Regions from separate parts of the Homo sapiens genome. Here region 2 is linked to region 1. A link is an interaction called in ENCODE POLR2A ChIA-PET data of the cell type or tissue named here. Cell type or tissue: GM12878. All regions are shown on one strand. Links, peaks and the distances in the headings refer to the core of each region. The heading gives the core; the rest is flanking DNA. Region 1 has its middle 19 kb from the start of NEURL3. Region 2 overlaps STARD7-AS1 (STARD7 antisense RNA 1).

Region 1 (2,912 bases), core at 175-2,674:
GTTCCTGATAAAAGGGTGAAGTTCAGTCCCCATCTTCCCTCCTACCCTCCACCTTCCACCTTGGGATAACTCAATATGAAGGCCCTCGCTAGATGCCAGAGCCATGCCCTTGGACTTCCCAGAGCTATGAACCAAATAAACCCTTTTCTTTATAAATTGCCCAGTCTGTGGTGTTCTAACAGTAAAAAACAAACAAACAAACAAAAAAAGGAATAAGACACTTGGGCTTCTCCTTCCAAGTCCCTGTCAGCCCCAGGACTGCACATACTCCTGGGGGGAGACAGGCAAGGAGCCAAAATGTATTTGATCCTTTAAGTCAGCGGAATCCAAGAGCATTTGAGGGAGTCAGGAGGGGTCCTGAACAGAAAGCCAGGAAGATGTTTAGGGCCAGAAACGGGGATTAGGAAGTGCCCTCCTCTCGTGGTCAGTCTCCATCTCAATCACTGTGTCCAAGTTGGCCCTTTTTTTGTTGAGAACTTTGTGGGGAATGGGGACTGTTCAGGTGATCCGCCTCCATGTCAAGCCATAAATGGCTCAGCTTGAGGCAGAAGGGAGTCTTGGCTGGGATTCAGCGATTCCAGATCTGGTCCCAACCATACCATGGGCTGCTGTGTGGCTGCAGGCAAGTCACACAAAGCCTCTGCGCCTCAGTTTCCTGGCTATAAAATGAGAATGTCACCCCCTGCTGTGCCCCTCGCACTTCACACAGATCTGAGAGAAACAAGCTGGCTGCGCCAGAAAACCACAGAGGCACCACCTCTAGATTCCTGTGGAGATCCTACCACCCATTCCTTCAAAGGAAGGGACTGGGGAGCAGGGCAGCTGGCAGCAGAGGCTAATCTGCTGTGCAGGTCTGTGGAGGAAGGGACCGTGCGCGGTTCTCTTCCCTCTGCCTCCAGGCTTAGGAGTCATCCCCCACACGCGGGACCCCCAGTCCCCACTGTAGACTTCTTCCAAGTGGAATTTCTTCAACAGTTGATCAGCAGGGGGGTCAGGGCGTGCAGTGCAGGGGTGGGGGTGGGGGTTGCGAGAGGAGTGCCATCAGGGAGTAATGCTGGCGAGGCCTCATGAGGACAGCACGCTGGGGCCCTGTGTGCGATGGGCGCCAGGGGCAGGTGACATGGTGGACCCGGTCTCCCCCTTCCCTCTCCAATTGATCTAACAGAAAGCCTGATGTGAAAGTCTGGACGAGGGAATTTTCCCATATCTGCAGGAAAGCCCCGTAGCAGGTCCCTGGAGCCAGCCCGGGCAGGCCTCCGCTTACAGGACGCTAAAGATCCCTGGTTGCAGTTCTACTTTCTTTTTACTGCGTGTATTCTGCCCCTGTGATAATGATTCATTACACGCTTCCTCCATTGTTTTACTCCAGTGACCTCACGTCAAGGGAACCTGTGATCTCAGGCTTCTAGGAAAGCGAAACTTAGCCGCAGCCTGCCTCTCTCCCAGCCTGCCTTACAAGCACTGTGAGTTGCTGGCTGGCCGAGGCCCTGGCAGATCAGACCTCCTGCAGCCCCAGGGATGGCACGGGCACCGCCACTCACGCAGCCGGTAGAGCGCTCCTAGGGCAGGCCCATCTCGCTTCCCTCTCGCCTCTCCCCCCCGCTTTTGCTTGGGCCAATCCGACCTCCTCACCTCCTCGTAGCTCCCCCAGCACACCTTGCCTTTGCCATCTCTGCATGTGCCGCGCCTGCTGTCTGGAAGACCGGCATCCATTCCCCTCTGCCTTCCAAACTCTCCCTGTAGGACCAGCTCAAAAGGCATCTCCTCTTCAGCTGTTCCTGCTGCCAGGGCTAATATCGTCTTCCTCTTTTTTCCCCACTAGCGCTTCTTTGTCTATTTTGGAGAGGTTTTGTTTTGGATAACTTTTTAATTGAGATGTAACTCACATTATCATAATATTCGTCTTTTTTAAATGCACAGTTCAATGGTTTTTAGTATTCTATTCACAAAGTTGTGCAACTATCAGCATAATTAATTTCAGGATATTTTCCTCACCCTAAAAAGAAACTCCGTACCCTTTAGTTGTCACTCCTCATTTCTGCCTCTCCCCAGCCTCTGAAACCCACTAATCTACTTTCTGTTTCTGGATTTGCCTATTGTAGACATTTCATATGGATGGAATCGTGCATATATGGCCTTTGGTGACTAGTTTCCTTCTCTTAGCATAACATTTTCAAGGCTCATCATGATGTAGCCTGAATCAGTATTTCATTCCTTTTTAAGGATCAAATAATATTCATTTCTACCTTGGGGCCATTATGAATAATTCTTCCATCAACATTTGTGTACAAATTGTGTGTGGAAGTGTTTCCAATTCCCTTGGGTATATATGTAGGAGTGGAATCGCTGGCTCATACAGTCCTTCTGTGTTTAAGTTTTTGAGGAGCCACCACTGTTTCCCAAAGCAACTGTTTTTGGCTTTTTAACCAATATGTAAGCTCATTCTCATTGTTAAAAAAAAAAAAAAAAAAGTCCCCACATGCCAGTGAAATGTTCAAGTCCTCCCAATCACATCCCCATCCCAGTCCTTTCCCAGGGTCACTTCTCTTACCCTCCTGGACCCTTTGCCATTCATATACCAACACACACACACATTATTTTATGCATTTTTATATTCATGACATTTACTGTATGCTACATCCTGTATGTCAGAAACATAATGAAAACGTATTCCTTGGGCTGGATGCAGTGGCTCACACCTGTCATCCCAACCTTTGGGAGGCTGAAGTAGGAGGATTGCTTGAGCCCAAGGAGTTCAGGACCAGCCTGAGCAACACAGCAAGATCCTGTCTCTACAAAAAATTTAAAAAATTAGCCAGATGTGGTGGTGCCCACCTGTTGTCCCAGCTACTTGGGAGGCTGAGGTGGGAGGATTGCATGAGCCCAGGAGGCGGAGGCTGTAGTGAGCTATA
Region 2 (2,912 bases), core at 325-2,824, 260 kb before region 1:
TACCCCACAGAATTTTATCCTAATGAAGTATATGTACAGCATAAATTCTTCTGTTGTTTTTGTTGAGATGGAGTTTCGCTCTTGTTGCCCAGGCTGGAGTGCCATGGTGTGATCTCGGCTCACCACAACCTCCGCCTCCTGGGTTCAAGTAATTCTTATGCCTCAGCCTCCCGAAGCTGGGATTACAGGCATGTGCCACCATGCCTGACTAATTTTTTGTATTTTTAGTAGAGACAGGGTTTCTGCATGTTGGTCAGGCTGGTTTTGAACTCCCGACCTCAAGTGATCCACCCGCCTCGGCCTCCCAAAGTGCTGGGATTACAGGCGTGAGCCACCACACCCAGCCAGTATGATCTTGGCTCACTGCAGCCTCCGCCTCCCAGGTTCAAGTGATTCTCCTGCCTCAACCTCCTGAATAGCTGGGACTACAGGTGTGCACCATCATGCCCGGCTGATTTTTGTAATTAGAGATGGGGTTTCACCATGTTGGCCAGGGTGGTTTCGAACTTCTGACCTCAGAAGATATGCCCGCCTCGGCCTTAAAGTGCTAGAATTACAGGTGTGAGCCACTGTGCCCATCCATAAATTCTTTATTGATCCCCCATCATATGCTCCTGTCTCTCACACACAAAATAAAAATTAAAAATTTTTTAAAATTTCTTATAAGTCTTTAAGGGTTCATTATTTTTCTGGACTGAATTTTTATTTCTATTATTAGCATACAAGATTAAAACAAGCCAGGCGCGGTGGCTCATGCCTGTAATCACAGCACTTTGGGAGGCTGAGGTGGGCGGATCACGAGGTCAGGAGTTCAAGACCAGCCTGACCAACATGGCGAAACTCCATCTCTACTAAAAAATACAAAAATTACCCGGGCATGGTGGTGCGTGCCTGTAATCCCAGCTACTCAGGAGGCTGAGGCAGGAGAATTGCTTGAACCCGGGAGGCAGAGGTTGCAGTGAGCCGAGATCATGCCACTGCACTCCAGCCTGGGTGACAAGAGTGAGACTTCATCTCAAAAAAAAAAAAAGATTAAAACAACATGTATCTCAAATGTCATTAAAAATCATAAAAATGTGTCCAGGTGCAGTGGCTTACACCTGTAATCCCAGCACTTTGGGAGGCCAAGGCAGGCAGATCACAAAGTCAGGGGATTGAGACCATCCTGGCTAACACGGTGAAACCCCGTCTCTACTAAAAATACAAAAAATTAGCTGAGCTTGGTGGCAGTTGCCTGTAATCCCAGCTACTCGGGAGGCTGAGGCAGGAGAATCTCTTGAACCTGGGAGGCGGAGGTTGCAGTGAGCCGAGATCATACCATTGCACTCCAGCCTGGGTAACAGAGTAAGACTCCGTCTCAAAAAACAAAATTATAAAAATATGTTGGGCACTTCTCATAATGAGATAGGTAAAACTGATAATTCTTTTCAATTAGTATTATTAGTTGAATATTATTAGGCTAGAAAATACAGTGTTGATCATCAGATCTCCTATTTTTCGTTTTTATTGAGATAACACTAAGAAAAGTTATGTAAGTACTTTGTAATGAAGGATGGTTCTTTAAATTTTGTGTGTGGATGCCGTATTGTTCTATTGTCAACTTGGTCAAGCTAGGTATTTCCCAGAATTCTCCTCCACATATAGAGTTGGCCAAACAGAAACTTGTTTGGAAAGCAGAAGTGAAACAGGGCCGTTATACTTTTGGAAACTCCACAGTCAGATGGAGTGATAAATAAAGGCAGAGGTAACTGGCTCATTCCAGCTTGTACTGACTCTTCTCTGCTTTAGTTCCAGGACTTCTTCCTGTATTACGAGCCTAATGACCAGCAAGGGCCTCACACCCACAGAGGCAACAGCTTCTCAAACTTCTCTATGACTTTCCAACTCCTTGTCCTCAACTCAAGGAGTCAGTTGGCCTTCACTTGGGTTCTCTCTTCCTATGCTGCAAAAGGGAAACTCTCCAGGCAGTCAAGGGGTAATCATAGATTCACTGCCACAATTATGCTGTGAAACATTACATTACCATCATTCTGAAAAGTTCCCTGTGCCCCTTCGCAGCCAGTCCCTTTCCCCAACCCCTGGCCTTTGACAGCCATAATCTGCTTTCTATCACTATAGTTTTGTCTTTTCTAGAATTTCATATGAATGAAATCATATAGTATGTTGTATCTGGCTTCTTTCCATTAGTGTAATGGTTTTGAGATTCATCTATTTTGTTGTATCAGTAGTTTGTAGCTTACTATCCCATTGTATGAATATACTGACATTTGTTTATCCATTTGATGGACATTTGGATTGTTTCCAGGTTGGGCTGCTATGAATATTTGCATGCAACTCTTTCAGGTAAATACCTAGAAAAGGAATTGCTAGGTTTTATGGTGTTTCACTTTTTTTTTTTTTGAGACGGAGTCTTGCTCTGTTGCCCAGGCTGGAGTGCAGTGGCAGTGTTTCACCTTTTAAGAAATTGCTAACCTGCTTCCAAAGTAGTTTTATCATTTTGTATTCCCACCAGCAGTGTATAAGAGTTCTGATTATTCTGCATCCTTGCCAGTACTCCATATTGTCAGTTTTTAAATTTTATTTAGAGACGGAGTTTCGCTTTTGTTGCCGAGGCTGGAGTGCAATGGTGCGATCTCGGCTCACTGCAACCTCCTCCTCCTGAGTTCAAGTGATTCTCCTGCCTCAGCCTCCCAAGTAGCTGGGATTACAGGTGCCCGCCACCACGCCCAGCTAATTTTTTGTATTTTTAGTAGAGATGAGGCTTCACCATGTTGGCCAGGCTGGTCTCGAACTCCTGACCTCAGGTAATCCACCCACCTTGGCCTCCCAAAGTACTGGGATTACAGGTATGAGCCACCGCACCCGGCCTTATAGTAATACTTCATTGTGTTTTTTCTTTTGGTTGTTTTTGT

What was found. Peaks named below come from ENCODE experiments on the same cell type or tissue, not always from the same donor. Only the 100,000 strongest peaks of a DNase experiment are listed, where the experiment ranks them.
Region 2: POLR2A ChIA-PET joins it to region 1 with 7 read pairs; 1 of 35 experiments calls an interaction of 5 or more read pairs at or near these places.

The regions. Positions count from the first base shown.
Region 1 is chr2:96,484,808-96,487,719 of GRCh38, forward strand. No RefSeq gene overlaps it. Among named protein-coding and RNA genes, the nearest start is that of NEURL3, 19 kb to the right of the region's middle. RefSeq lists enhancers at 615-1,307, 993-1,642. In GM12878, for the core only: no CTCF peak of the experiment used is centred there; a DNase peak (open chromatin) is centred at 1,394; H3K4me3 peaks cover 1,497 bases; H3K27ac peaks cover 2,496 bases.
Region 2 is chr2:96,223,517-96,226,428 of GRCh38, forward strand. The region is part of intron 1 of STARD7-AS1 (STARD7 antisense RNA 1); the gene reads left to right. Among named protein-coding and RNA genes, the nearest start is that of SNORA112, 10 kb to the left of the region's middle. RefSeq lists an enhancer at 1,595-1,889. In GM12878, for the core only: no CTCF peak of the experiment used is centred there; a DNase peak (open chromatin) is centred at 1,745; H3K4me3 peaks cover 424 bases; H3K27ac peaks cover 1,680 bases.